Regions from separate parts of the Homo sapiens genome. Here region 1 is linked to region 2. The links are chromatin loops, found by intact Hi-C in ENCODE. Cell type or tissue: HCT116. All regions are shown on one strand. Each heading gives the region's core, and the rest is flanking DNA. Links, peaks and the distances in the headings are about the cores only. Region 1 overlaps TEAD1 (TEA domain transcription factor 1). Region 2 has its middle 74 kb from the start of TEAD1.

What was found. Peaks named below come from ENCODE experiments on the same cell type or tissue, not always from the same donor. Only the 100,000 strongest peaks of a DNase experiment are listed, where the experiment ranks them.
Region 1: it touches region 2 in a loop (2.1-fold over the local background); 2 of 110 quality-filtered maps call a loop at or near these places.

The regions. Positions count from the first base shown.
Region 1 is chr11:12,744,839-12,760,199 of GRCh38, forward strand. The region is part of intron 2 of TEAD1 (TEA domain transcription factor 1); the gene reads left to right. Among named protein-coding and RNA genes, the nearest start is that of TEAD1, 78 kb to the left of the region's middle. RefSeq lists silencers at 5,164-5,458, 10,764-11,058. In HCT116, for the core only: a CTCF peak has its summit at 8,613; no DNase peak of the experiment used is centred there.
Region 2 is chr11:12,592,261-12,607,621 of GRCh38, forward strand. No RefSeq gene overlaps it. Among named protein-coding and RNA genes, the nearest start is that of TEAD1, 74 kb to the right of the region's middle. RefSeq lists an enhancer at 7,262-7,556. In HCT116, for the core only: a CTCF peak has its summit at 7,431 (motif pointing right); a DNase peak (open chromatin) is centred at 7,421.

The sequences.
Region 1 (15,361 bases), core at 4,834-12,833, 150 kb after region 2:
GGTCAGCCTCCTCGCGTTGAGGCACCTGGCTCCCCCAGGCTTCCAGACTGCACGGGTTCTGAGAGGCCCTAATGGGCTTGTTGAAAGGTTCTACTTGGCTTCTTATTAATGTCCCTCCCTGAGCTGTGCTCTGCTCTGCTGGCTAACCTTGTCGGAAGGTTACCTGTGGCTCTCCAGGGCTCGGCTAATTTTAAACCTGGTCAGGGAGTGTGGTGGCATTGCTCTGCAGAGACATGAACAGCTCCCTGGGAGACACTGCTGGGGAAAGATGAGTCGAGTCTACGGTTTTTTCTCATCCTCCTGTAAGTGACCAGGCACGCTGAACAAGCAAAGAGAGCTGGGATAATAATGAGAGCTTTTATGGTAAAAACCAGGATTATTAAAGATCTTTTAGCAGTGTCAATGCTGGTTGATAATTGCACGGTGTGATGTGCCCTGCATGAACTGTGTCAATTCTGGCCACACTAGGAGTAGCAAGGTGAATGAGATCCTCTCTTCTGGAAACTAGACTTTGGCTGCTTTTAAAGACAGAATGAAACTACAGTGAATTTCACTACTTATTCGGTATTATTTTAAATTTTCAGGACTCACACTCCACTGGTGATAAGTTCTTCTATGAAATTTTTGATCAATTTGATTGGGAGAGGGCTGTTTCTGAAAAGCTAAAAAAAATTTAAAAACACAGAATCGCTGCCTGTCTGCATGTCAACTGCTGGTCTGGCTGCCTCTAAAATTGTCATTTTAAGGGGTTTTTTTTTTTTTTTTTGGACTGTTTGCAGTGGAGTCTTGTTCAGAATACGGCTGTGTCTTATAATACGTGCAACCCTGATATTGTAAAATGAAATATAAATCAATAACTGCAAAATAAGGTGACAATTGAGAACCTTTTCCCCATCAAAATTAATTGTTAAAAAAAAAAACTTAGCCCATATTTTTCTGCTTAGAATTTTTTTGTCCATCTACCTTTCACCACCTTCAGGTTGGGAATCTAAATGTGCCTGTTAGAGTTGGCTCTGTCTTCTCCTGCCAAGGCATTCACAGCTTCTTTTGCACGTACGGGATTACAGTGGGAAACCCATTCCACCCAGTGGATGGCCTGGTCTTGAGGCTTACCTGCCTGGCTTAAGGAAGTGCATCTTTTCTTGTAGCTGGGCCTGTACCCACCCACTCATAAAACAGTTGCTAGGAGCAAATTAAAGAGGCATTGTGTGTGGAGTAAACCAGGATGAAAGAACAATGGATGGAGAATCAATACCCTCCTAACTCCCTACAGTGATTGAAGTTAACTTTATTTGAAATATCCAGGCTGGGCCAGAGCACATCAAGCTAGCAGCATTCTTGCACGAGAGTAGCACGGGAATGAACTTTGATTTCATTTTAGGGAAGAAGAAAAAATAATGAATAAATGCTTTTTATTAGCCTTTTCCCTCCCCTTGAAGTCCTACCTCTTCTACATAAACCTAATTAGCTTCGACATGTTTGGATTTAGTTTTGAGAAAATTAAAGCTGAGTAATATTAGGAATTTGTTCAGTGGGAATACTTGTTAAAACCTTCATTGACCCAAATCTGACTTATAAATGGTATTAAATAAGCAAACTAAAGAAAACTTCATCCCCGTCTTGTCCTAAAATAATATTTTTAAAAGCATATTTAGAGTTAAGTATAATATAAATATGTTACCCTGATTAGGTACTAAATGAGGTACTGAAGAAGCTGTAGTGGCGGTATTGAGTGTAGTTATGAATTTAATGTTCTTTTCTTAAAAACCAAGTCCTCTTTGACACATGTTCAAAGGTCTTCCTTTTTTTTCTTCTCCTGAGCTGCTCTTTCTCACCTCTGGGGCACTTCCCTCCTACACTTGGCCCGCATGCGTGGTTTAGGCAGGCCCACTGTTATTTTTGTGGTAACCTGACACTGGGCCCAGCGCAGCCCCCTGGCTCTTGTGGGAGGTGAACTGGCTGAGAGCCAGGCTGCGTTCTCCCAGGATGAGCTGCTGCTGAAGCAGGCTGGGCTGAGGGCTGTGGGCAGGCTGCAGCAGGGGCTGGGATGCCACAGACCAGGCGGGCTGGGGGTTCACCAGTGAAGACCTCAGACTGTGCGGCTCAGCAGGTGGCAGGTCCTGCCTGAGGTTAAAGAAAGGTGGAGTTGGTTGTTGAGGCCACAGACCAGGTAGTCAGGGTGTTTGGAAACCTGAGGAAGGTTTTGAGGCCAGTGAGTCTCTTTTATCTCACTCTGTGGTTCTAGTCTAAGGTATGCCTGAGGCTGTCCTTGTAATTCCTTAGACAAGGATGAATTTCTTAAGAATCATCAAAATTGTATTCACATTTTAAGTTAAAATAAAGCAAATGGTTATTTGTTGAGCTGGGCTAGGGGGCTGGAGTGGGGTGCAGAAATGAATGGGAAATAGTGCCTACCTTTGAAAATTTGCAGTATAGCAGGGAAGAAGGTGGATATATTAGCAGTAATTATTATTATTTTTTAATTTTTAAAATTTTTGTTTTTTATTTATTTTTTGAGACGATGTCTTGCTATGTCATCCAGGCTGGAGTGCAGTGGCACAATCTTGGCTCACTGCAACTCTGCCTCCCGGGTTCAAGTGATAATCCTGCCTCAGCCTCCTGAGTAGCTGGGATTATAGGCACCCGCCACCACACCCATCTAATTTTTTGTATTTTTAGTAGAGATGTGGTTTCACTATTTTGGCAAGGCTGGTCTTGAACTCCTGACCTCAAGTGATCTGCCTGCCTAGGTCTCTCAGAGTGCTAGGATTACAGGCGTGAGCCACCACGCCTGGCCTATTAGTTTTGTTGTCAGCTATTTGAGAACCTACGGTGTGTCTGGCACAGTTAAGACATACTACCCATGCTCATCTCTAAGCATTTAGATAATATATGCATTGACTGTTGATTGAGATATTCTGTTAATACTTTCATGGATCATCTCATTTAATCTTTACATCAGGTGGCTAATAATGTTCCAGTTTTCATGAAAAGAAATGTAGGCACAGGTAGTAAGTGGAGGAATCAAAATTCAAACTCTTTGGGATTCTAAAACTCAGTATTCTCTTTATGTATATATAACTGCTCTGCCATATGGATTCTCCAGATGTCCAAGGTGATCCCTGCAATTTTTTTTTTTTTGAGACAGAGTCTTGCTCTGTTGCCCAGGCTGGAGTGCAGTGGCGCGATCCTGGCTCACTGCAACCTCCACCTCCTGGGTTCAAGTGATTCTCCTGCTTCAGCCTCCCAAGTAGCTGGGACTACAGGCACCCGTCACCACGCCCGGCTAATTTTTGTATTCTTAGTAGTGATGAGGTTTCACCATATTGGCCAGGCTGGTCTCAAACTCCTGACCTCAGGTGATGCACCCGCCTCTGCCTCCCAAAGTGCTGGGATTACAGGCGTGAGCCGCTGCGCCTGGTCTAATCCCTGCAATTCTTAGAAATACCTACCAAGGACAATATCAGCAAAAGTTTTTTGAGTTCCAACAATCTGTCAGGTATTGGGAGAGCCCCAGGCACCTGAAGGAGTGGAGTAGGTGGCCGGCTGTGTCCAGGCATCTTGGAGTGCGTGTGCAGCTAGAATGTTGGGGTTCTGGATGGGTGGCTGGAGGAGCAGGCTGAGAACAGGTGTGAAAGGCCAGGGGTCTCATAATGCACTTCAGTCCTGAGTGAGTGGGGATCTGCTGAATGACTTCAAGTGAGTGTATGATGAAAGTCCTATTTGCATTTTAGGAAAACCTTTCTGACTGCGGGATAGTGTAGGAGACACTCGCTAAAAATATGTCTCCTGGGATTCTGATTCAGGATTTCTGGCATAAAGCTGGGAATCTCTATGTTTAAGAAGCCACCCATATCATCTCGTATAACCAGGCTTGGGGACTAGGTTGTTGGCAGTGGCGAGAGTGTGGGGAGGCGGGGGACAGCTCAGCTCTGGCAGAGGGCTGAGGCAGAAATGGTGCGGTCCTTTCCTTGAGACAGGAGCAAAGTTAGTGGGGTAGAGAGGAGCAGAGGGGATCCAGGGGAGGCAGGGGGACTGGGGGTCAAATGGACGTTCTTGGTGATCATTTAGATCAGGAGGGGAGGAGGGGAACCTAGGATAATGGCCCTCCTTTTGGGTTATGCTCCAGCCAGTTTACCTGAGAAACATCATCTCTGAGAGGAGGCGGTGGGATTCTCCCAGGACCTGGGAATCCTTTTGGATTTTCATGGGGACTTTTACAGATAGATCCTTAATCAGCAATGTGATGTTGATGGTGTCAGGGCCCACTGTGCCAGAACTGTGTGTGTGTGAGGATTTGCGCTGGTTTGTTTTGCCTGTGGGGGACTTTTGGCTTCTGAAGTCACATCCCCTACGTAGAGTCACCTTTAGGCAGTTGGATTGAGAGGGAATCTGCACCTGGAAGTCTCCCTGAGAGGGAGGGCTTTAGTGGCCATTTGTACGTGTAATTGGAAATGGATTACATTTTAATTAATCTAAGGGGCTGAGAGCTCATCTTGTTCCTCTACCAGGGTTAACAGAATCTGTAGAAGGATGTAGTCTTGGAAGGAAATATATTCCCCCTGCCTGACACTCCGTCCACCTTTTTCCCTAAAGAAATTTGTGTGTGTGTGCTGGGGACCCGTAGAAAATGTGGATTTAATCAAGGTGTGGCCTTTGCATATTTTACTGAATTCAGCAGACTCATTTTGCTGGGGTTTGTCAGAGGGGAGGGGGAGGAGACTGCTGGCTGGAGAGGGCTCACAGCACCCTGGGCCATGGGGAAGTGAAGGCAGGAGAAGGCGCAGGCCTGATGTCAGACATGAGCGCATCAGACTTTCTGTCCGTACCTCTCTTGGACTGGGCGTCTTGCCCCCACTGAATGCCCTTACAGTGCTTGTGGACGGCTTAGAGTGGTCTTGTGCCCACAGCAGGTGCTCCAGTAATATTTGTTCATTTGAATGAGTGGTTTAATTGAGGGGGGAACAGTAGTTACTCACTTATCCTGCCTCAGCCTGTCTTCAGCTAAGGTGCCAAGATTCTTTCTCTTGCTGAACTTGAACTGGATGTAAACCAAGGACCAGGTTTACATTTTGAGGATTGGGATGGGGTGCGGGTGGGGCTTTAATTGGCCCCTGAATTTGCATCTCAATGTGAGAGACCTGTTTTGCATCTGCTCCATCACCATGTCATCATTAAATGGAAGATTATATTTGTCGTTTAAAGGGTGGGGACTTGCTTGTGTTGGTGATCATTGGGACCCAGTTGACATTTGTGAACCGGCAGTGTTGCGTGCTTTTGGTTAAATTCATGCATTAGCTCGTGTCGGCATTAGTTGGTGTTTTCACATTGGCCAAATGCAGACGCATGTCTCTGTATAAGCATAGCAGCCTGGTTCCCATGTTGGGCTCGAGTGTGACCCTGTTGTCAGCTCACAGCCTCTCTTTAGGGATGAGGGGAGTATGTTGAGTGCTTGAAGACAGTCTGATGAGCATTCATTAGAATGGCTGAGTGATCAGGTACCGAGCAGAGTTAATCCCATGGCTCTGGGTTGTTTAAACAAACACACCTTTATAAACTTGGAACACTGAAGGGAGACGTCACATTGTAGTATTTCAGTTTATCTAGAGAACTGTCCTGGCCTTGGACCATACTGAAAATACTTTTGATTTAAAAGTTCAGATTCCAGATATATAACATTCTCTGTTCTTCACCCTTTATCTTCCCAAGTAGACAGACAGACAGACAGACACACACACGTACACCTTCAGGAGTTGCTCACACACTCCTGGTGTTTCTGGTGTTTTCGTGCTTTTTGTATGAAACAGTCCACCTTTCGTCATGGCCTATGAGGCCCCCTGTGATTGACTCAGCTTACATTTTCAGCCTCTGCTCTAGCCTTTCTACTTTCTTGCTTGGCTCTCTCTTCCCCACATCTCCTCCACTAATACTTGGCCTGTGAGTCTGGATTAGCCTTTCAGACCAGCCTAAATGCCACCTCCCTGAGAAACTCTCATTGATCCGAGAGACAGAATAAACTCCTCCATCAGCACCCTATTGATTCCTCCATTGCATCAGGTGACATATTTATTCACCTGTTCATATTCACCCATTGACTCATTATTTCCGGCAACCATTCAGTCCTGTTTTTTGGGGAGCAGTTGCCATGTGCTAGGCATTCTGCTGAATGCCAAACATAGAAAAATGACTGGGCTGGGTGAGGTGGTTCATGCCTGTAGTCCCAGCACTTCGGGAAGCTGAGGCAGGAGAATCGCTTGAGGCCAGCAGTTTGAAATGAGCCTGGGCAACATAGTGAGGCCAAAAAACCGAAATAATTAGCTGGGCATGGTAGCATGTGCCTGTAGTCCCAGCTACTTGGGAGGCTGAGGCAGGAGGATGGCTTGAGCCCTGGAGGCTGAGGCTGCAGTGAGCTGTGATCATGCCACTGTATGTACTCCAACCTGACTCAAAAAAAAAAAAAAAAAAGGAAAAATTACTAAAGGCATGGGCCCAAACCTTAAAGATCTCACAAATCCTCAAAGGTGAGAGACGCATAAACAAATCATTCCTATGCGGTGAGTGAGTTCAGTTCATTTGTACTGGCTGGCAAAGGTGCTACCTGTGGGAACACAGAGGAGTGGGGAAAGGCCAGGTCAGGCTTCCCAGTGGAGGGGCTTGAAGTCTTGCAGGTATGTGTACTTATTTGTCTCGCTGCTGGAGAGGGTGCTTGTTGAGGACAGGGAATGTGGTATCTTTATCTCCATATCCAGTGCTTGGGACATATGGCTGAAGGGACAGGGGTGGGAGGGGCTCTCAGTAAATGCTTTTACCACATTAAATTGAAACAGATAATTAGAAAACAGAAACTTTCCCTTTCATATTTATACCCTATCATGTTTCAGAATCATTTTAAGGCAGCATGCAAGACTGTAAAATAGCATAAATAGAAGGTGGGAGAAAGAATGGAGAAAAAGAAGAGGATAGAGGTGAAGACTAAATGTGGACTTAGGAATGAAACCAAACTTGCCGACCAAAACCACCTCTGAGCACTCTCTGAGGGGCCTGCCAGTGTGGCTCAGTGCACTTTGGTGGCTACTGAGTAAAGGAAAGGCCAATGGCTTGACCACGAGGTAAAAAACACATTGTGTTTTGTTTGCTGTAGAACTTTCCTTTGGGATCTTTGTAAAGATCAGTCTGTGTGACGTGATGAGCAGCGTCTTCCACATCCTTGCATTCACTCTAGAGACAAATCCCATTGGCTGTTTCTTCTAATAACCCTTCATATGCTGATGGCAGCACATCAAAGCATAATTCAAAAAAGGCAAATGTATTCAGAGCTCCTGGAATAATCTTTCTCTAAGGTAACTGGAATCAGAAAGGCACTGAAACAGGGCAGTTTTTTTTTTTTTTTTTTTTCATTTCTTTCTTTTTTTTTAAAATAATTTTTATTGAAGTCCAACTTACATACAGAAAAGGGCACACACATCATCAATATTGAGTCCCTTGTGTTTTTCCATTTGAATGCATTGGCATCCAGAGCCATTGATCTATTGATCTGCACTGACATGACCAGAACCTCCTAAGCCTCCCCACGCTGCCTTCCAGTCAGTACTCCCAACCCTAAAGGGTGGTTGCTACCCTGACTTCTAATAACGTAGATGAATTTCGTTAGTGTTTGAACTTGGTATGAACGGACGCAGACAGTATAGTATATATTTCTTTGTATCTTTTTTTTCCTCAATATTGCGTTGGTACAATTCACCCATGTTGTTACTTGCAGTTGTCATTTATTTATATTCTATTGCTGTCCCATAGAACTTTCTGTGGCTGTGAAATGATTTTTGTCTGTGCTGTATGACACAGTAGCCATTAGCCACTTGTGAATATTGAGCTCATGAGATACAAGTAGTGTGACTGAACAACTGAATTTTTAATCTTATTAATTTACATTTAAATTCACAAATGTGTCTAGTGCCTACTGCATTGGACAGTACAGCTGTATACCATTCTATTTTATGAATATGCTACAGTTTTTTTTTTTTTAAGACAGTGTCTCACACTCTCTCAGGCCAGAGTGCGGTGGCGTGATCACAGCTCACTACAGCTTGACCGCCTGGGCTCAGGTGATCCTCCTACTTCAGCCTCTGGGGTAGCTGGGACTACAGGCATGCGCCACCAACACCCAGCTAATTTTTTTTTTTTTTTTTTGTAGAGATAGGGTCTCACTATGTTGCCCAGGCTGCTCTCAACTCCTGCGCTGAAGCAATCTGCCCATCTCGGCCTCCCAAAGTGCTGGAATTACAGATGTGTTCCACAGCGCCCAGCCTGATTATACTATAGTTTATATGTCCTATTGTTAATAAAAATTTGGCTGTTTCTGTCTGTTACAAACAATGAAAATATAAACATTCCTATACCTGTCTTTTGGTGAACATAGGCATGCATTTCTTTAGCATCTCTACCTGGGATTTGGAATTGCTGAATCAGGAGGTATGCATATAATCAGTTTTGGTATGTAGATATTGCCAAAGAGTTTTCCAGAATGATTGTACCAATTTGCGCTCTCATCAGTTCTTTGAGAATTCCATTTACTCCATCTCCTTGAAAATCCTTAGTATTAGTCTCTTTACTGTAGCTCTTCTAGTGGCTGGATAGAGGTATCACATTGTTTTAATTTGCATTTCTTTAATAACTAGGCATGTTGAACACCTTTTCATATGTTTATGGGCCATTTGGTTATGTTTCATAAAATACATTAGCTTTTTACTTTTTTTTCTATTGGGTTGTCTGATTTCTTATTGTTTGGAGTTCCTGTAGGATGAAGGATATGAGTCTCTGTTGAATAAATGTGTTGCAAGTATCTACTTTGTGGCCTGCTTTGATTTTCTTAATGGTTCTTTCAAGAAAGCGAGTTCTGAGTTGTGATTTGGTCCAGTTTATCATGTTTTTCCCTCCTGATTAGTGCTTTTGTGTTCCTTTAAAGTATCCTCGACTACTTTATGGCCATGTAGGTAATCTGCTAAGAATCCTTATAAATTCTTTACTGGTTTTTTTACTTTCAGATCTAAAGTCTATTTCAGATGGATTGTAAACTATTGTGTGTGGTGGGGTCAATTTTTATTTTTTTCGTATGGCTATCAATCAACCTGGCTCATGTATCAGGAAAAAAATTTCTTTACTCAGGGTAATGCAGTGTCACTTTTGTTACAAATCAAGTGAACGTATGTGTATGAGTTTGTTTCTAGATTCTCTAATCTGATTCCTTGGCCTATTTTCATTATCTTTGTGCCAGTACTATACTATTAATGACTAAGCTTTGCATTGAGGTTTCATATTGGGCAGTTTAAGTCGTTCAGCTTTGATTTTCTTCCTCAAGATTGCACAAGAGCTGCATTTATTCAAACAGGTTCATTTTATTTGTTGTTTTATGTTGTCTCACTTTTATCCAGCATCCCAATGTTATTTGACACTGTCCTAGGTTGTAGAGGTCACACAGGCTCTGCCTCTGCCTCTGCCCCGGAGGAGTTTTATGATCATGTTTTGGGACTTAGAAATATCCATGTGTGATTTGGGTATGCTTTGAGGATCTGTATGCTCAGATCCATTAGAAATGGGTAAAGGCAGACCAGATCTGACACCCACACAAGAGAAAGTGACAGCCTGATTTCTGATAGTCTAGAGACTATCAGACTTCTGCCTGTTACAAACAATGAAAATATAAACAGTGGGAAGGCAAACAATGTGATGAATTGTGGTTTTGGTTCCTTAGGTTGACAGGAAAGAGTTTTTTCCTTTTGGGCATGTTAGAGCCTAGATTTTGGATCCTGATGTGAGTGCTGATGAAATCCATTTGGATCCATTAGATCCTGAGAGCACTGAATGTCAGGAGCTGTGGTTGAAGGACCAGAGCAGGGCTTGGCCTTCGCAGTTTAGCTCTTTAAAATGCCATCCTGATTCAGGTTTTCCTTGTTGATTGGCTTATGACTCAATCAGGAGTGAAGTGTGGATTTCCCTATTGCTTCTCTCCCCAACCCCCAGAATGCCTGTCTCAATAATTTAGGATAGATGGGGCATGGCCAGAATGAGAGAAGCATCCAAAGTCATAGAAGCTGGTGGAGAAGGCCCTGGACTACTTTTGTATGCAAAGTAGGGAGGGCCGTTTCTGATGCAGCACAATTAGAATTCTGAATCAGCCAAGGGGGCCGCATCTGGGCAGATTGCTGCTGGGACCTGGAGTGAGGCCAGTGCCAACATATCATTTAAGTTGGCTGTCAACAGACTGTGTAACATTGGGTGAGTCTCACCTGGCCTTTAGTAAGCAGGGATGACTCTCCAGGCATTTACCTATAGACTTCCCTCTTAGGGAGCCATTTCTAATGGTATAAGACCCATTTCTAGGCATTCCATCAGTCATGCAGCTGAGGGGACTTCTTGAAATGGTGTATATACTTATATTTATCTTGTATGTTAATGTCTTTTTACTTCTACTTTTGATTTTTACTTTATGCTCATTGTCATTTAAAATACCGAGTTATAATAATCGGATGGTGAATCGTACCAACTAAGAAAGTGATGTGATCCATAGGTTAGTGGCTAAGGAGTGTTGTTTTCCTGGTGTTTTCTTTATTTTTAGTAAGCATTATGGTTGGTTAGTCTACCCCAAGTGTATGTTGACTCCACAGGCTACTGGAATTGGGGAGTTAGTCTTAAGGTTTTCTTTGACTGTTACTCCTGGGAAAAGGCTTATGAGTTTTCCTTTTGAAATACTGACAGCTCCTTACTGCTAACAGTTGGGACGTTTGCTCTCTTAAAGCAGGAAAGAAGCTTCTGTTTCTGGGGTTGAAATGTGTTTCCCGAGGTTAAGTTGTCCATTTCCCAGGGTGGGAGTGACTTGGGCTACGAGTCATGTCCTCTGGTTCACGCTCACTTTGGGCATGCACTGTCTTGGTATCAGGTCTTTGCTTTGGAATGGTCAGATAGGATAGATTGCCTGAAACTGGGTCTGTGGCCTTGTCCTTTTGAAGGAGTCCACTGATAAAGAACAACAATGATCAGCTTGACTGGTGGTAGTGACGGGAGAAAGGAAGGGGCAGGATTTCTGTTCTCAATGGCTAACAGATTCATTAAGGGGATGGGGTGGGCTATTCCCCTAAAGGCTGGTAATGCAGAGTGGTCCCATCAGAGCTGCATAGCATGAAATCAATCAGAGCTTTTCTTGAGCTGTCACCTGGGCAAGTACTTAGGGCTGATGGAGCGGAGAATTAATCAGGGATTCTCAGGAGGGTAATGCTAAGTCCTCTAATGGGATGCTTAGCATTGGGGCTTGGTGAAGAGATATTGGCTTGTTGATGGGATTCTGTTGACACGGAAGTGATTTTTGAAAACGAGAAGGAGTAATTATCCACTCCTCCCTGCTGAAATTAGAGGGAACCTGTTGGCATTGGCACCAAGGCTCACTGGCTGCTGCTGTCGTTGTGGCACATGTTGCCTCAGTTCTCAGCATCAGCATTCCCATTCCCTGAGAATTCTGCCCTGTCTCTGACAATGACATACTTTCTGTGCTTCCATCTCTTCTGTGGTTGCCTACAAAATCCAGGCTGCCAATCTTCACTTGTATTTTTCTCAGGCCACTTGTTAGCAAGGTTGGCTAGTGTCTTAAATGGTAGGAAAATAATAACACAACCCACTTTACATATGCAAAAGCAATTAACCATTATTAGTGTCTGACATTCCTCTCAGCTGCCCACAGCGGTGAGTCAGGATCATCACTATTCATTAGGAATTAATTAGACTGTCCTTGATGATATCAGTCATCTACAGAGCTAAGAATTCAGCACTGCCTACATCCTACTGTCTAGTGAGGGTATAGTGTATTTGATATTCCCATAGAATGTGCATTCTGTTTGGAAAATGACTCCTAGATTGAATCTCTGTTAAGTATAGGACTTTGGACAACTTATTTAGGTCTCTGAACCTCACAAGGTGGGGATAATACTAAAGGGGGAAGTGCAGCGATTAAATAAGATCCTCTAGGCAGAAACTGCTGGCATTATGCCTGACACCTAGTTCTGGGAGAAGGCTGAATTTGGTTTTGAGGTACCAGTTCACTTTGGAAGTAAAGCACCTTTTTTCCCCCCAGTCTTTTTGTTGGAGGGGAGCTTTTCTCCTATGAGAGAAATTTGGACTTTGACTAAGATTACAGTGACCTTCAAGCCATCAAATGTTTGGTTGAGTTGTCCACTATAAATACCATTCCAACCATGTGATTCTCTTTCTAGAAACCCTGAAGTGGCCCTCACTTCTACTGACTTCTCTCTCCTCCTGGGCTATTAGAAATCTTTTCTCTTAGTGCTCGTCCCGTTGCCACTGTCTGTATGCTGCCCTTTGCTCACCTGCTCACTCAAGTTTGCTTTACCATTTGTCACCTCTTCGAATTTCTTCCTTGGCCACCTCCTTGGCTTCTGGTCTTTACACCCTGGCTGCTCCGCCTCCCATATCTCTTTCCCTGTAGCTGTCACCTTTTGGTAATTTTCTTCTCCAGTCATCAAAAGGGAAAGGGAAATGGAGAAGGTAAAATATATTGTCTCAAAAGTTACCATTCTCCTCAAAATAAGATTTACTGATGATAAAAGATTACCTCTTAAAGGACTCAAATCTTATTTGTCCCTCTAACACAGAAGGACTATTAGTTGCCAATAATTGTGATTAAGAAATTGGATCAGCCACCCAACTCTTCGTTATTTACACTGTGCCTGGCTTACAGTCTGTCTCCTTGTGTCCTCCTAATTTGGCGATTTTCTCTGGGTCTCTTACTACTCATTGGAACCTTGGCCAGAGTCAGGAATGTGAAAGTAGCTGAAACACTTCCTTTTCTTGTGGAAACTTTGGGTGTTAATCTCAGTCATGTTGTTATCAAAGAATATTTGTGTTTTCTGGTTGTTGGTTCATTCTTTTTTTATTTTTTATTTATTAATTTTTTTGAGACAGAGTCTTGTTCTGTCACTCAGACTGGAGTGCAGTGGCCTGATCTTGGCTCACTGCTATCTCTGCCTCCCAAATTCAAGTGATTCGTCTGTCTCAGCCTCCCAAGTAGCTGGGATTACAGGCGCCTGCCACCACGCCTGACTAATTTTTGTATTTTTAGTAGAGACGGAGTTTCACTGTGTTGATCAGGCTGGTCTTGAACTCCTGACCTCAGGTGATCCTCCCACCTTGGCCTCCCAAAGTGCTAGGCATTATAGGCGTGAACTGCCATGCCTGGAGGTTCATTCTTTCTTTCATTGACTATTTATATGTCAGGTATGGTACTGGCGCTAGGGACAGTGTAAATGTTACATAGTCTCTGCCCTCAGGGAGGGACACTGGGGTGCAAATGGGAGGAGCAATGACAAACCAACTCACTAAGTTTTTGTTTTGTTTTTTTTTTTTTAATTTTTTTTTTGTGATGGAGTCTCACTCTGTTGCCCAGGCTGGAGTGCAGTGGCACAATCTTGGCTCACTGTGACCTCCGCCTCCTGGGTTTGAGTAATCCTCCTGCCTCAGCCTCCTGAGCAGCTGGTTATAGGCACCTGTCATCACGCCCAGCTAGTTTTTTTTTTTTTTTTTTTTTTTGAGGTGGAGTATCACTCTGTCGCCTAGGCTGGAGTGCAGTGGCGCAATCTCAGCTTACTGCAAGCTCCACCTCCCAGGTTCACGCCATTCTCCCACCTCAGCCTCCTGAGTAGCTGGGACTACAGGCGCCTGCCACCACGCCTGGCTAATTTTGTTTTTGTGTTTTTAGTAGAGACGGGGTTTCATCACGTTAGCCAGGATGGTCTTGATCTCCTGACCTCGTGATCTGCCCGCCTCGGCCTCCCAAAGTGCTGGGATTACAGGCGTGGGCCACCCTACCTGGCCATTTTTTTAAATAGAGGCAAGGTTTCACCATGTTGGCCAGGCTGGTCTCAAACTCCTGACCTCAAATGATCCACCTGCCTCAGCCTCCCAAAGTGCTGGGATTAGAGGCCTCACCTCATCAAGTTCTGTTATAGGTAAAGTCTGTGGGATCACATGGTGAAGAATGAATAAGTTGGCTTCCTCCAGGGTTAATGGTGGAAACTGAGGCATACTGGAGCTACAGGTGCTGTGTGGTCCTGTGTTACTCAGGGGGACAGAGCCCTAACTTCATCCCAGCTCTTCTCCTGTGACCTCATAGAATATTGAGACACTGGCAAAAACAAGCCATAATGATTTTTTTTTTTGGTGATCGTTGTGTTCAATGGCATTTCATTAATTATGAGGATTAGTTAAAATCAACCCTTTTACTTAAGAGCCTTTAAATAATCTGAAGATGGGTGAGAAACTGACATTATGAGAGACCCACAGGAATTAAGATGAAGGGAGCAGCAAATTCCTGTGTCCTATCTCATCTCTTGTTGGATAGAGTTGGTGTCAGAGCACCTGCATTGGACTGTCTTATCCCGGTCATCCCCCAGGCTTTTATAATAAAATGTGTATTGGTTGAATACACATGTGATATCTCCACTGTACTCATGTTACTCTTTTTGAAGCCTCAGTAGGTTATAGTGAAGGAATTACACATTTAGGGAATGTGGTTGTTGAGGCAGTTACCAGGATATTTGGATTCATAGAGTTTGTTTTTGGAGTTTATTGGAGTGTGTTTGGGAAAAAGTTCAGGAATAAAGGATCTTTCAGAAAAGTGTTTATGATGGAAACTGAGGCACATGGGGGCTACAAAGTATACATATTTTTAAAAGTATTTCCAGCTGGGCGCGGTGGCTCACGCCTGTAATCCCAGCACTTTGGGAGTCCAAGGTGGGCGGATTATGAGGTCAGGAGTTCGAGACCAGCCTGGCCAACATGGTGAAACCCTGTCTCTACTAAAAAATACAAAAATTAGCTGAGCGTGGTGGTGAATGCCTGTAATCCCAGCTACTTGGAAGGCTGAGGCAGGAGAATTGCTTGAACCTGGGAGGAGGAGGTTGCAGTGAGCTGAGATCGTGCCACTGCACTCCAGCCTGGGCAATAGAGTGAGACTCCATCTCAAAAGCAAAAAAAATTATCTCCAACAAAGAAGACTTTTCTATTCTCTTTCCTTGAAGGCATTCTGTGAAAACGGTTACTACCCTGAACCACACTGCCCATAAGAATCTGAAAGCTGTTGAACCCGTGAATAAATTCAGAATTAGATGAGTGTTAGAAATAAAGGTGTTGTCACCAATTTACATTTTCTATGCAGTCATTTGAAGACCTTGAAGAAGAGGTCCTTTGTAAATCAGTTTCCCAAAGTAAACCATTAGAGGAAGCTCTCTCATTTCTTCACCATCCATCAGAAGGTACATAGCATTGTCTAGAGAGGATGGACTTGGACATAAATGAACAT
Region 2 (15,361 bases), core at 4,334-12,333:
GGACCCTACTCTGAGGGACAGCAGTAACTTACAACACATGCTGAAACTTTTTCCATTTAAAATGCATTTCAAAAACACAATAGGCCTGCATGTTTATTCTCTGAAATATAGAACAACAGAGCACGGATTGTTACATATGTTCTGAATGTTTCACCAGACTTCAGAGACACAGAAAGGCTTTTTGTTCTTTCATTCACCCAAACATTTAATGGATAATTTCTGTATGACGGGCATTGTGCTAGGCACCAAGGAACAAGACAGTGTCCCTGTTGTCAAAAACTAAAACTACAGTAGGAGAGGCTGACCTATAAGCTAATTTTTAAAATATTATGATACAACATCGGTACAACAAGAGGAGTGTATACAAGATAAACAAAATAGAATGAAAGAGAGAAATACTTTCTGCCTATGGAGAGTCCTTCCAAGAAGAGATGATGTCTGAGCTGGCTTTTGATGACCAAATAGGAATGTTAAGCTCCACTCCTCTTATGTGCATTGTTCCCCACTCTTCATATAGATCTGGTGCTTGGAAACACACTAAAATATTTTTTAATAATTATTAAGCACATAACATATACAGAACACTAAGTTAATATCTGTGCACAAGTCAAAGAACAAGGTATGATTCTATCTATCTGTCTTACTTGTAAAAACAGATTCGAGAAAACAAGACATGATCCAAAATAATAAAAGAATGAATAACAATAAGGAAAGCATTTAACATAACACTGGCTATAAAAGATCAAGCAAGGAAAATGCAAACCTGAATCGATAGGCAGATAATGGGTCAATAATATAACCTTAAGAAGCTAGAAAAAGAAGAGCAAATTATACCCCAAAAATATGTAAAAAGAAATAGTATAACCAAGAACAGAAAACAATAAAATAAAAAACAGATATTAGGGTTAAGGTTAGGGCAAAAGCAAAAGTTCGTTCTCTTAAATAATCAATATAATTATTAAAATCCTACATCAACTTCTCAAAAATAAAAGAATACAGCCTGGGGCTGGGCGCAGTGACTCACACCTATAATCTCAGCACTTTGGGAGGCCGAGGCGGGCGGATCATGAGGTCAGGAATTTGAGACTAGCCTGACCAACATGGTGAAACCCCGTCTTTACTAAAATTACAAAAATCAGCCAGGTGTGGTGGCACATACCTGTGATCCTAGCTACTCAGGGGGCTGAGGCAGAAGAATCACTTGAACCAGGCAGGTAGAGGTTGCAGTGAGCGGAGATCACACCATTGCACTCCAGCCTGGGCAAGAGAGCAAGACTCCATCTCTAAATAAATAAATAAATAAAAGAATACAGCCTGGGCAACATGGCAAGACCTACTCTACAAAAAATAAAAAAAAAATTAGCTGGGCATGATGGTGCACACCTGTGGCCCCAGCTACTAGAGACGCTGAGGCAGGAAGATTGGTTGAACCCAGTGGTTTGAGATTACAGTGAGGTATGATCATACCACTGCACTCCAGCCTGGGTGACAAAGACAGACCTGTCTCAGAAAAAATAAATAAATAAATAAAAGAATAGATATAAATTGCTAATATCAGGAATGAAAGAGAGAACATCGTTACAGATATTTCAGATATTAAAAGGATAAAATATTATCAATAATATAATGCCAAAAAAATTGGCAACTTAGATGAAATGGACAAATTTCCTAAAAGAATGCAACTTACCAAAACTGACTCAAGAAGAAATAGGAAATCTGAATAAACCTATGTCTTATTAAATAAATTAAATTTGTAATTAATCACCTTTACACACAGAAAAATCTCTGGGGCCAGATGGCTTCCTAATGAATTCTACATTCAACATTCAAACATTTCAAGAAAAAAATAATACAAATTCTACATAAGCTCTTTCAGAAAATAGAAGATGAGGCCAGTATTCCCTGTTAAGAAAACTTGACAAAGACATTATATGAAAAGAAAATTATAGATCACTGTCCTTTATGAACATGGATAAAAAAAATCCTTCCAACACAATTAGCAAATTGTATCTAGTAATATTTTTAAAGGATAGCAATACATAATCAAGTGGGGTTTATTCCTGGAATACAATCTTGGCTTTACATTTGTAAATCAATTAATGTAATTTATCATATAACCTAGTAACAGAATTTAATGTTAATTTATAATTTAATATGTTAGTTTATCATATTATCATGGTAACAGAATATGGTGCATTTCAATAGATGTAGGAAGAGTGTTTAACAACAGTTAACATCCATTCATGATCAAAACTCTGCAAACTAGGAATAGAACTTCTTCAACATGATTAACACTATCTACAAAAAAACCTACATCTAACATCATACTGAATGGTGTAAAACTGAATATTTTTCCACATAAATTTGGAACAAGGAAATATAATGCTGGAGGTCAGAGCTAACGTAAAAAGGCAAAACAAAAAGGGAAGGACATACCGTTTGGAAACAAAGAAATAAAACTATTTGTAATTACAGATGACATGACTGTATACCTAGAAAATCCTAAAAAGTCTTCCTACTAGAATTAATAAATGAGATTAACCTTGTTTCAGCATACAAGATTAACATGTAAAAATCAATTGCATCTGTATATATTAGCAACAAACAATTGGAAAAGTAACTAAAATATAATTTATAAGAGCATTCAAAAAGATGAGCTACTTAGGTATAAATTTTTAAAAATTATTCAAGATCTTAATTAAACTAAAGAGCTTCTGCATAGCAAAAGAAACTACCATCAGTGTGAAAAGGCAACCTACAGAATGGGAGAAAATTTTTGCAATCTACCCATCTGACAAAAGGCTAATATCCAGAATCTACAAAGAACTTAAACAAATTTACAAGAAAAAAAAACCCATCAAAAAGTGGGCAAAGGATATGAACAGACACTTCTCAAAAGAAGACATTTATGCAGCCAACAGACACATGAAAAAATGCTCATCATCACTGGTCATCAGAGAAATCCAAATCAAAACCACAACGAGATAGCATCTCACGCCAGTTAGAATGGTGATCATTAAAAAGACAGGAAACAACAGGTGCTGGAGAGGATGTGGAGAAATAGGAATGCTTTTACACTGGTGGTGGCAGTGTAAATTAGTTCAACCATTGTGGAAGACAGTGTGGCAACTCCTCAAGGATCTAGAACTAGAAATACCATTTGACCCAGCCATCCCATTAATGGGTATATACCCAAAGTATTATAAATCATGCTACTATAAAGACACATGCACATGTATGTTTATTGTGGCACTGTTCACAATAGCAAAAACTTGGAACCAACCCAAATGTGCATCAATGATAGACTGGATTAAGAAAATGTGGCACATATACACCATGGAATATTATGCAGCCATAAAAAAGGATGAGTTCATGTCCTTTGCAAGGACATGGATGAAACTGGAAACCATCATTCTGAGCAAACTATCACAGGGACAGAAAATCATACACCACATGTTCTCACTCATAGGTGGGAATTGAACAATGAGAACACTTGGACACATGGCAGGGAACATCACACACCAGGGCCTGTCATGGAGGGTGGACAGGGGGAGGGATAGCATTAGGAATTACCTAATGTAAATGACGAGTTAATGGGTGCAGCAAACCAACATGGCACATGTATACCTATGTAACAAACCTGCACATTGTGCACATATACCCTAGAACTTAAAGTATAATTAAAAAAAATTATTCAAGATCTGCAAAATGGAAACTAAAACACTGCTAAGAGAAATTAAAGAAAATTTAAATGAACACAGGGATATATTATGTTCACAGATTGGAAACTCAATATAGTTAATACTTTCCAAATTAATTTATATCTTTAACTCAATTCCTATCAAAATCTCAGCAGATTATTTTTAGATATTGATAAGCTTATTCCAAAATTCACAAAGGACATCAAATACCCAAAACAATTTGAAAAAGAACTAAGTTGGGAGACTTATATTACCTGATTATAAAGCTACAATCAGAGCCAGGCGCAGTGGCTCACGCCTCTAATTCTAGCACTTTGGGAGGCTGAGGCGGGCATATCATGAGGTCAGGAGTTCGAGACCAGCCTGGCCAACATGGCAAAACCCCATCTCTACTAAAAAAAAAAAAACAACACAAAAATTAGCCAGGCATGGTGGTGGGTGCCTGTAATCCCAGCTACTCAGGAGGCTGAGGCAGGAGAATCGCTTGAACCCGGGAGGCAGAGGTTGCAATGAGCCGAGATTGTGCCACTGCATTCCAGCGTGGGTGACAGAGCAAGACTCCGTCTCAAAAAAAAAAAAAAAAAAAAAAAAAAAAAAAAAAAAGCTACAATCAGGACAGTGTAATGTTATAAGGGCAGATTTATAAATCAAAGGAACAGTATTGACAGTCCAGAAATAGATCTACTATATGTGATCTATTAATTTTTTCTGAGGCGGAGTCTCATTCTGTTGCCCAGGCTGGAGTGCAGTGGCATGATCTCAGCTCACCACAACCTCCATCTTTTTAACAAATGGTAATGGAACAACTTTGTATATTCATTTGGAAAAACTTGACCTCATCCCTTATGATATGGTTTGGCTCTGTGTCTCCACCCAAATCTCACCTCGAATTGTAATTCCCACGTGTCAAAGGAGGGACCTGGTGGGAGGTGATTGGATCATGGGGGCAGTATCCCCCATGCTGTTCTCATGATAGTGAAGTGAGTTCTCACGAGGCCTGATGGTTTAAAAGTGTTTGGCAGTTCCCCCTTCGCTCTCTTTGTCTCCTGCCACCATGTAAGTCATGCCTTGCTTTCCCTTCACCTTCCACCATGATTGTAAGTTTCTGAGACCTCTTCAGCCATGTGGAACTGTGTATCAACTAAACCTCTTTCCTTTATAAATTACTCAGTCTTGGGTAGTTCTTTATAGCAGTGTGAAAACAGACTAATAACCTTACCTCAAACATACACAAAAATTAACTCTAAAATTACCATAAGTATAACAAAGAGGCTAAAACTATTAAACTTCTAAACATTGAGAAAATTTTTTCAAACTTAAGGTTAAAGACTTTGTGTGTGCGATTTTCTTTTTTGTTATTTTCTTTTCTGAAAGACACAAAAAAGCATTAAGCACAAAAGAACAAAATTAATAAATTGGACTTAATCAAAAGTAAAAACTCCTGCTCTGTGAAAGACAACATATTTAAATATTAAAAAGGCAAGTTTCAGATACATGTATATAATATATAGTTACATAGTCATTCATATATATACACACACACACACACACACACACACATATGTATACACACACACGGACATACACACATCTGACAAGGAATTTTTTTCTTTTTTTTTTGAGACAGAGTCTCACTCTGCCACCCAGGCTGGAGTGCAGTGATATGATCTTGGCTGACTGCAACCTCCGCCTCCCGGGTTCAAGCAATTCTCCTGTCTCAGCCTCCCAAGTAGCTGGGATTGCAGGTGTCTGTCACCATGTCTGGCTAAATTTTGTACTTTTGGTAAAAACGGGGTTTCACCATGTTGGCCAGGCTGGTTTCAAACTCCTGACCTCAAGTAATCCACCCACCTCGACATCCCAAAGTGCTGGGATTACAGGCGTAAGCCACTGCGCCCAGCCCTGACAAGGAATTTATATCGAGAATATAAGAACTCCTATAACTCATTCAGAAACAGATAAGAGGCCCGATTTTTTTTAAATGGGCAAAATATTTAAACATCCATTTCACAAAAGAGGATTATGGGCAGCTAATAAATACGTAACAATATCTTCAACATAATCAATCTTCAGGGAAATGTAAATTAAAATTATGAGACAACATGAACTAAAACTTATGTGTAATGGTTAAAATTTGAAACACTGATAATAGTGTTAATGAGGATGTAGAACAACCGAAACTCCAACAGTGTTAGTGGGAATATAAAATAGTACCACTTGGAAAAACAGTTTGGCAATTTCTTAAAAAGTTAAACACATGCTTTGCATACAACCCAGAAATTTCATTCACAGGAAATAAAACATTTGAGAGAAAAACAAAAGTATATGTCTAAACAAAGAGTTGTACACAAATGTTCATAGCATTTTTCATAATCGCTCAAAATTGGAAGCCACACAAATGTCTATCAGGGGGAATGGTGAATAAATTGTTGTATATCAATACAACAGAGTACTACTCGGCAATAAAAAGAAACAAACCCCTGATGTATGCAACAGTATGGATAAATCTCAGAAGTGTTATGCTGAGCAAAAGAGCCCAGACCCAAAGTGTACACAGTGTGTGTGTGTATACACACAGACACATACCCCTTAGAATATCTATCTATAAATCAGAATATGATACTTAATAGTGCTCCAATAACGTTACTTGTCTCTAAGTTCCACCCAAGAGATGACAGAATCAGAAGGTTCTGATATTTCTTGGAGATCTTTAGCCAGCCCTCTGAACCCTAACAGTTCAGAAGTAATTACGGCCCGAGTTACAGATCAAGCCAGCAGACACTACTTTCTTCTCTGAGTAATAAGACAAAACACAGGAAGCTGCGGCTTGGCAGTGATTCTTTGATAAAAGGAAAGCTTGTAGAACAAACCATAGGGAGGGAGAGGGATAGGAAGGAAGGAAGGAAGACACAAGTAGAATTGTGAATAATTAGGTTTCTCCCTTCTGCTTTGACTCCAGGTTTTTTCTTCAGTTCTATGATTGGTCATGTCTATAGGTAACAAATAATTACTGTGTTCAGTGCAGGATAGCCTGGTGGAAGGCAAACAGCCCTTGAAGCTCTCAGATCTAGGCTTCAATGCCAACTTTTCTATTGCATGGCTGAGTGATCCTCAGCAGGAGACACAGGATCTCCGTATTGCAGTCTCCTCATCTCCAAGATGAGGATAATAAAAGAATCTAGCTTACAGGGGCATCCTGGGGATTAAACAGCACAGGCTTCCATTGAAATGTATTAGAAACTGGGTAGTCAAAAACTGGAGTATTCAAGTGTGTGACCAAGAATAGACACAGGCTGCACAGAGCTCAGGGCCCAGTCCAGATTGGACGAGAAAGTTCCCTAGGCCAAGCTGGCTAAGCACCGCAGGTACCATTATAACGCCAGCCCTGAGGGATGTGAGCCAACTACTTAAGAATTAGAGAGGCCATAAAAGGCTTCGGCCTCCTCCACCCAATTCCTCAGCCACTTTCCTCCCAGAGGACCTAAGCTCTGTCCCCTACCACTGTTTGTCCTCTTGGTACTGGAATCCCCAGAGCAGAATGTGAGTGTGTCCTCCACCTGGGGAAGGATTGCGTCACAAGCTGGGTGCCTCCTGTGAAGTGTTTGCCCTGCTTGGGCTTAGTAAATACAAATGGCGGCCACCATCTGCTCTTGACCCTTCTGCTCCACGAGCGCGGAGGCTCCCTGGCCCAGTTGGTACTGGGTGCTTCTCCGCAGCGGCCGCCAGGGGGAGCCTGGGCCGAGAGCTCTGGGAAATCGAACAACTCGTTGAGGTCTTAGTTATGGTAGAAAACCTTGAAGTGGTGTTAGGTCAGCACCTGCGAGGGTCTCATTCTAAATACACCAGTATTTGGAGGATGTTTGAGAAAGGGAAATTGTCCAACAGTTAAGTAAAAAGAGCTGGAAACAAATTATCTCCATACTCTCCCTTCACTGGCTGAGAGACTAGTCTGGGTCTTCCCTGACTGCCCAATTTACATTCAGATGCTATGCAGTGGAGCCAGGTGCCGTGGGTCATGCTTGTAATCCCAGCACCTTAGGAGGCTGACGCAGGAGGATGACTTGAGCCCAGGAGTTTAAGGCTGCAGTGAGCCGTGATCACACCACTGTACTTCATCCAGCCTGGACAACAGTGTAAGACCCTATCTTAAAAAAAAAAAAAAAAAAAAAAAAAAAAAAAAACTGTGTAGTGGAAAGAACAAGAATCAGAAGTCATGGGTGGATCCAAGACTGTTCTGGACCCTCCCTAGTTATGAGAACTTGGACATGTCTCTATTTCCCTGAGCCTTTGTTTTTTAATAATGTCTGTTACCATTCATCAGTTATTTTCCATATGCCATGCTGCCAAAAATTATCTCATTCAATCCTTGCCATAATTACATGAACAAAGTGTTTGCTATGTACAGTTTATAGATTAAGAACTGAGGCATAAAAAGTAGCTTACCCGAGGTTTTTAATCTACTAGTTGTTCAGATCTTTCTGACTTCAAAGAGTATGCTGAAGCCCTCTTCTATTTCCACTATACTCTCATTTTCAAATGAGCAATAGTAATAATAATAATATTGCCTTTATAACAGATTTTTACTTGCAAACTTGAAAGTTATTCAAATGATTATATTCTAAGTTTCTTGTTGTATGTTTTGGGATCTGCAATGAGCTGAATGACATATGAATGTCTCAAAATTCATATGTTAAAATCTCAATCCCCAATATAATGGTATTAGGAAATGGGACCTTTGGGAGGTGATTCAGTCATGAGAGTGGAGCCCTCATGGATGGGATTAGTGCCCTTATAAAAGGGACCTCAGAGTGCTCTCTAGGGCACCCCCCACCGCTTTTTTTTTTCCACCATGTGAAGACACAATGAGAAGACAGCAGTCTGCAACACAGAAGAGGGCCCTCATCAGAACCTGACCATGTAGGCACCTTGATTTCAGACTTCCAGCCTCCAGAACTGTGAGAAATAAATGTCCATCATTTATAAGCCACCGAGTCTGTTACTTTATTGTAGGAGCCGAAACTGATTAACACAAGGTCTAAAGGTCACTTTGCAAAGGGCTATGACATGGTATGTGAGTAGAGAGAGAAAAGGTCTGTGGAAAGGGCTGAAGGCAAGGCTGTGATCACAAGCGTGACAAGGGCCTGAGCAGAGCCCATCTCGGGAACCTCGGGCAGGCAACAGCCTTGCCCCTCTGCCTTCTCCCCTTGCCTGATGCTGATACTGTTATAGAACAGCCCTATCTCCTTCCTGGCCACTCCTTTGCCCGTGGAAGAGAAGCCCCCAGTCCTCTAATGAAAAGTCTGATGAAACAATCACCTCTCCCTTGGTTTAACTATGCAGGCTGAAGGTAGACTCTTGCTGCTTTATTCTTAGGAAATTCTCTGTGCCTCTCACAAAACATTGGCTCTTTAATTTACCCAACATCTTCCTCCACCCCCTCCTTCCACCAGCTCCAGGGATTGCATGACTTATAACAGCTAAAACTTTGAGCAACTGAAATGCCCATCCATAGAGGACAGATTAAATAAGTGATGCCACATCCTTAACAATGTCCATTAGTTACCTAAAATTTTATGGTAGTTGAAATAAGTACAACTCAAACTGCCTAAAGCCAAAATAGGGGTTTATTGGCTCTTGTAACTGAAAGGGCCTAGGACATCTGACTGCAGGTCTGGGAGGAATCAGGTGTTCAAATAATGTTGTCAGGAACCTGCCTCTTTCCATCTCTTTTCTCTTTCTTTTGCATCAGCTTCATTCTCAGGCAGCAAAAATGGCTAAGAGCAGCTCTAGGTTTTTATCTCACAAAATATACCTCCCCAGAAACTTTCAAGCAAAAATCCTGTGACTGTCCATTTCTGGACCAATCTCGGTGATTCAGACCAGGTCAAGCCTTAATTAAGGGATTGATATAACATAAAGATTAGACCATTAAACTTCTAAAAGGAGACATGAGAAAATCTTCACAACCTAGGGATAGGCAAAGATTTTCTTAGATAAGATACAAAAAAGCACTACTTATAAAGGAAAAGAATGATAAATTGAACTTAACTGAAGTTAAAAGCTGTTGTTTGACAGATATCATTTGAAAATGGAAAGGTAAGACTCAGACTGAGAGAAAACAATGTCTCTTACACTGTAAAATAGTTCTGCCACTGTTAAAAAAGACATGAATATATGTGTGTCAGTATGAAAAAAATTGAAAAGATAGAGATATAGTGAATGAGTGAATAAAACAGAAATATCTTATCTAAAGTAGTTCACAATATTTATTGAATGAATCTTCAAAATATATTATTAAATTTAAAAGATGTACAGATTGATCTATGTTTTTAAAAAGTATTTTGTGTATGTGTGTAAATGCATAGAAACAGATTAGAAGGGGTAACAGAAAGGTGGGCTTTTGTTTTTTACCCCCTTATACTTATGTAGATCTTTAATTTATATCAAAATAAGTAGAAAATAAAAGATAATAAAAATCATCATGCTATCTTAAGCCCTCAGACCACACCCTTCCTGGAGTAGAAGAGCCATATCTTGTGGTTCTGGGAATTTCTCCAGATCCTGCCTCCCAACCCCACTTTAAAGTTTCATGCATGATTGATTTTTCAAGTTTTAGTCCCGTTTGTGTAAAACTGAGCTTCTTGCACTTGACAAATTGACTGGCTAGCTCTTAATTTGCCTTTTCTCCAAGACGCTACCTCTCTAGTCATTTCCTCAGTCCCACCCATTTCGGCTGTTAAATGAATGATACGCCAACCAGTCATTGATCTAAGCTCCCTACACACTATGTCCTGCCCCAGCAATGTCCTCAGCAAAACAAGTGAGGAATCAACCTGGCTTTCCCAATAGGGTAAAATGTTTGCAATAGGACTTTGAGTAATTTGAATTATGTGAGACATAAGCGCATGAGAAAAACTAGCACATTTAACATGTGTTTAACACATAAGCATTACTATTTTCATTGAGTATGAACAGAACAAGCTTCATTATTGCCATTTTAAATAGAGGGGGAGATTGAACCTCCAAGTTTGAAGAACATGCCCTAAGTCACACAGCTAGTAAGTGGCTCTGGCGCAAAAGGAAGTCTGTCTGAATATAAAGTTTATTCTTTCTCTTTTAACTACACCAGTTGGCAATGGGGAATATGAGGTGAGAGTAGGACCTTGGCTATCCCCAAATTTCCCTCCTGTAAATTTAGAACTAACAGACTCTATCTAAAGAATGAAGAAAGTTTCTAATCAGATTTTATGTCCTCTGCACATCCCATAGATAATGTTGTTTTGAAATAGCCAAGGTACTAACCATCTCTGAGCAGAAATGGACATCCCATCATCTGGAATGTGTCCCAAGTGGGCCTTATGAAAATTTTTAAGTCCCTGACAAGAGGAAGCTGACTACTCAAAATAGCTTGATTATTTTTCCACTCTCCCAAATCAAGAGGAGTGATTTCCTTGAAAATATAAGGATTTCAGAACTTTCAGAAGTGCTTCAAGTAAAACAAGATATAAGAATGTGCCTTATGAAGAATACGCCCATAATTTCCTCCCATTCAAATCCTCTTGGGAAAATACATTCACCTCAGTGCCAAAGTGGCAACTCTATAACATGTGACCAAGTCCCCTGATCACAGCTGATTGGGCCTGAGATGAACACAGGAAATTGAGGTAGTCATATTCTATTACCAGGTGGAGATGATTTGAACTCAGGGAACAACTCAAGGAAGTGGTAAAGCATTGGTCTAAACATTGAAGAAATAAAAGTCATAAAACTGAACAGTGAGACTTCCCAGGACGTTGGCAGCTAGGAGTATAACCCTGCTCAAGAGAAAAGACACACATATACTGACATTTTGATGACCCCTCCAGCCTAAGGAAACAGCAAGGTTAGCCCTGATCAGTGAAGTCCACTAACATCTTTTCTCCCCTCCCCCACCCCGCTTGATCTCTCTCTCTCACACACACACCTCTCCAATCAGCATGTAGTCCCTGTTTTTAAAACATTAAAAAGACACACACACACACAAGGCTTACCATACATTTGAGGAAAGCCTTTTACCATAACAGACAAATAAAATTTAAAAACCAGAGGAAAAAAGGGGGAGAAGAGAGAGAGAGACATGGACAAATTAGAAAAAATTAATTTCCTGAATTTTAAAAATTATGGCCAGGTGCACTGGCTCACACCTGCAATCCCAGCACTTTGGGAGGCTGAGGCAGGCGGATCATGAGGTCAAGAGATCGAGACTATCCTGGCCAACATGATGAAACCCCGTCTCTACTAAAAATAAAAAAATTAGCCAGGCGTGGTGGCTTGCGCCTGTAGTCCCAGCTACTCAGGAGGCTGAGGCAGGAGAACTGCTTGAACCCAGGAGGCAAAGTCTGCAGTGAGCCGAGATCGTGCCACTGCACTCCAGCCTGGCGACAGAGCGAGACTCCATCTCAGGGAAAAAATAAAATTATAATACACTCAAGGAAATGGCAAATGAGGTTATTAATGTGGGACTAGATAAGAGAACCATTCTTCTATTGGAAACATCTATAAAAACTGCATTTTAAAAAAGTTTAAAACTGCCTAGAGTACTGAAGGGCCCAAAAGATAGTGAAGAACTGGTGGACCAAGATGCATAAGATGACAGAGCTAACATGGAATTAGGAGCTTCTTTTAGAGACACTTATCAATTCTAGAAAAAGTATCTGAGTTGTTTAGCAGCCTTTGATAAGCTTGCAGGCCTGGGGACCAACAGGAGATATCCAAGGCCTGCCAAGGAATAGAAGGTGATAAACTTGCTATGTTTGGGTTAGGATCCTAAAGGGCTATAACTTAGAAGTAAAGGCAAATCAGAAGGTGACTCACTTGTAGGAAATGCAGCCATGTTTTAAATTATCTCACTTGCTGAAATTACATTAAGTTTATCCCAAACTGGTAGTGGATCCAGAAACTTCACAGAAGCAAAGTAAAATCCTTTCCAGAGGAGGAACATAACTTCCAAGTCCTCACATGATTTCTAAAATAATTTTCACATATAAGATCTGGCACACAATCTTAAAATAACTTGGCATACCGTAAGGCAAGGCAACAGAAAAGACACCCAGCAGAAATAACAGACAATAGACACAAACTCACAGAGATCCAAAGATTGCATAATTAAACAGTCTTTAACATAATTTGTGTCAATATGATAAAAGATAAGATGTACAGTTTCAGTAAAGACCTAAAAATAGGTACTTTTAAAACTCATAAAAGGACTTCTGCCATTTATGAGAAACTATCTTATATCAGAACAATACTTTGCCATAAACAACTAGAAAAAGTGGGTTTAAATGTCTTTTGGGAGACAAAGAAGAGCTCCCAACTTGGCCAGGAGATGAAGGGATGTGAGCCCAGAGATGGGAATCTCATAATTGGGCATGGATTTTTCCTTTGAAGCATTTGCTTCAAAAATGAAAAAGAACAATTTGAAAGCAGGGTAGAGAAAGAGAATATATTATCCGTACAAAAAAGCCCCACAACAATCACAGCTAACTTCTCAACAGAAGCTCTAAAAGCAAGAAATCAATGGGATGACTTGTTTAAAGTGCCAAAGGACATTAAATGTTCATAGAAATAGAAACAAAATTCTTAGGCTGGGTGCAGTGGCTTGCACCTGTAATCCCAGCAATTTGGGAGGCTGAGGCAAAAGGATTGCTTGAGGTTAAGAGTTCAAGAAACAGAATTCCTTATAGCAAAATAATATAAATCAATAGAATTGAAAACAAAAAAAGGAGAAAAAAGTAATGAAATCTAAAGCTAGTTAGTTGAAAAGATCAATATAATTGATAAATCTCCAGCCAGACTGATGAAGAAAAAAAAATTTTAAAGATACACATTACCAACAATAAGAATGCAGAGGCAGGGAAGATATGGACATCACCACAGATTCTACAGACATAACAGGATAATAAAGGAATACTATGATCAACTTTATGCCAATATGCTTGATAACATAGATAAAATAAATTCCTGAAAATTGTGAACTATCATAGCTCACTCAAGAAGAAACAGATAACATGAATAGTCCTATATCTATTACATAAATTGAATGTGTTGTTTAAAACACTCCCTCAATGAAAACTCTGGGCCCTGATGGCATTACTGGTAAATAATATCAAGCATTTTAAGAAGAAATAATATCAATTCTATTCAAAATCTTCCAGAATATGGAAGAGAAACACTTACCAACATATTTTGTAAAGCCAGAATTTTCCTAATATTGAAACCAGAAAAAAAAAATTTAAAAAACTGCATAAAATTTGTCTTGTAAATAGACATAAAACTCTTCAACAAAATAGTAGTCAAACTCTAAAGGCTATATACTGTATATAGCCTTTAGAATTTGTATATTCCATTTACATGACATCTGCCAAACTCCAGAGGCAGAAACCAAATCATTAATTACTTGGAGCTTGGATGGGAGAAGACTGATTTCAAACAAGCATAAGAGAACTTTTTTGTGGTGACGAAAATGTTCTATATGTCTCTTGCAGTGGTAGTTACATTACTATATATATATATATATATATATATATATATATGTTATATATCATTGAATTTATACCTAAAAAGGGAAAGTTTTACTGAATGTAAATTATGCCTGAATTAGCCTGAACTTTAAAAACAATACCACTTACAATAGTGTCAGTTTCCTGAGGCTGCTGTAACAAATTACTACAAACATGATGACTTAAAACAACAAAAATGTATTTTCTCATAGTTCTGGAGGCCAGAAGTCCAAAATCGGTTTCACTGGGGAAAAACAAGAAAATCAAAGACATGTTCCAGAGGATCTAGGAGAGAATCTGTTCCTTGCTCCTTCCAGCTTCTGGAGGCTGTTAGCATTCTTGAGCTAATAGTCATCTCTCTCCAGTCTCCAAGGCCAGCATCTTCAAATCTCTTTCTGCTCCATTTCCAGATGGTTTTCTCCCCTGTGTGTCTATGTCAAATCTCTCTCTGTCTCTCTTATAAGAATGTCTGTGACACGACTGTATATTTAGAAAACCCCATCGTCTCAGCCCAAAATCTCCTTAAGCTGATAAGCAACTTCAGCAAAGCCTCAGGATACAAAATCAATGTGAAAAAATCACAAGCATTCCTATACACCAATAATAGACAAACAGCCAAATGATGAGTGAACTCCCATTCACAATTGCTGCAAAGAGATAAAAGGAATACAACTTACCAGGGATGTGAAGGACCTCTTCAAGGAGAACTACAAACCACTGCTCAAGGAAATAAGAGAGGACACAAACAAATGGAAAAACATTCCATGCTCATCAATAGGAAGAATCAATATCATGAAAATGGCCATACTGCCCAAGTTAATTTATAGATTCAATGCTATCCCCATCAAGCTACCATTGACTTTCTTCACAGAATTAGAAAAAAACCACTTAAAATTTCATATGGAACCAAAAAAGAGCCTGCATTGCCAAGACAATCCTAAGCAAAAAGAACAAAGCTGGAGGCATCATGCTACCTGACTTCAAACTATTCTATAAGGCTACAGTAACCAAAATAGCATGGTACTGGTACCAAAACAGATATATAGACCAATGGAACATACCAGAGGCCTCAAAAATAACACCACACATCTACAACCATCTGATCTTTGACAAACCTGACAA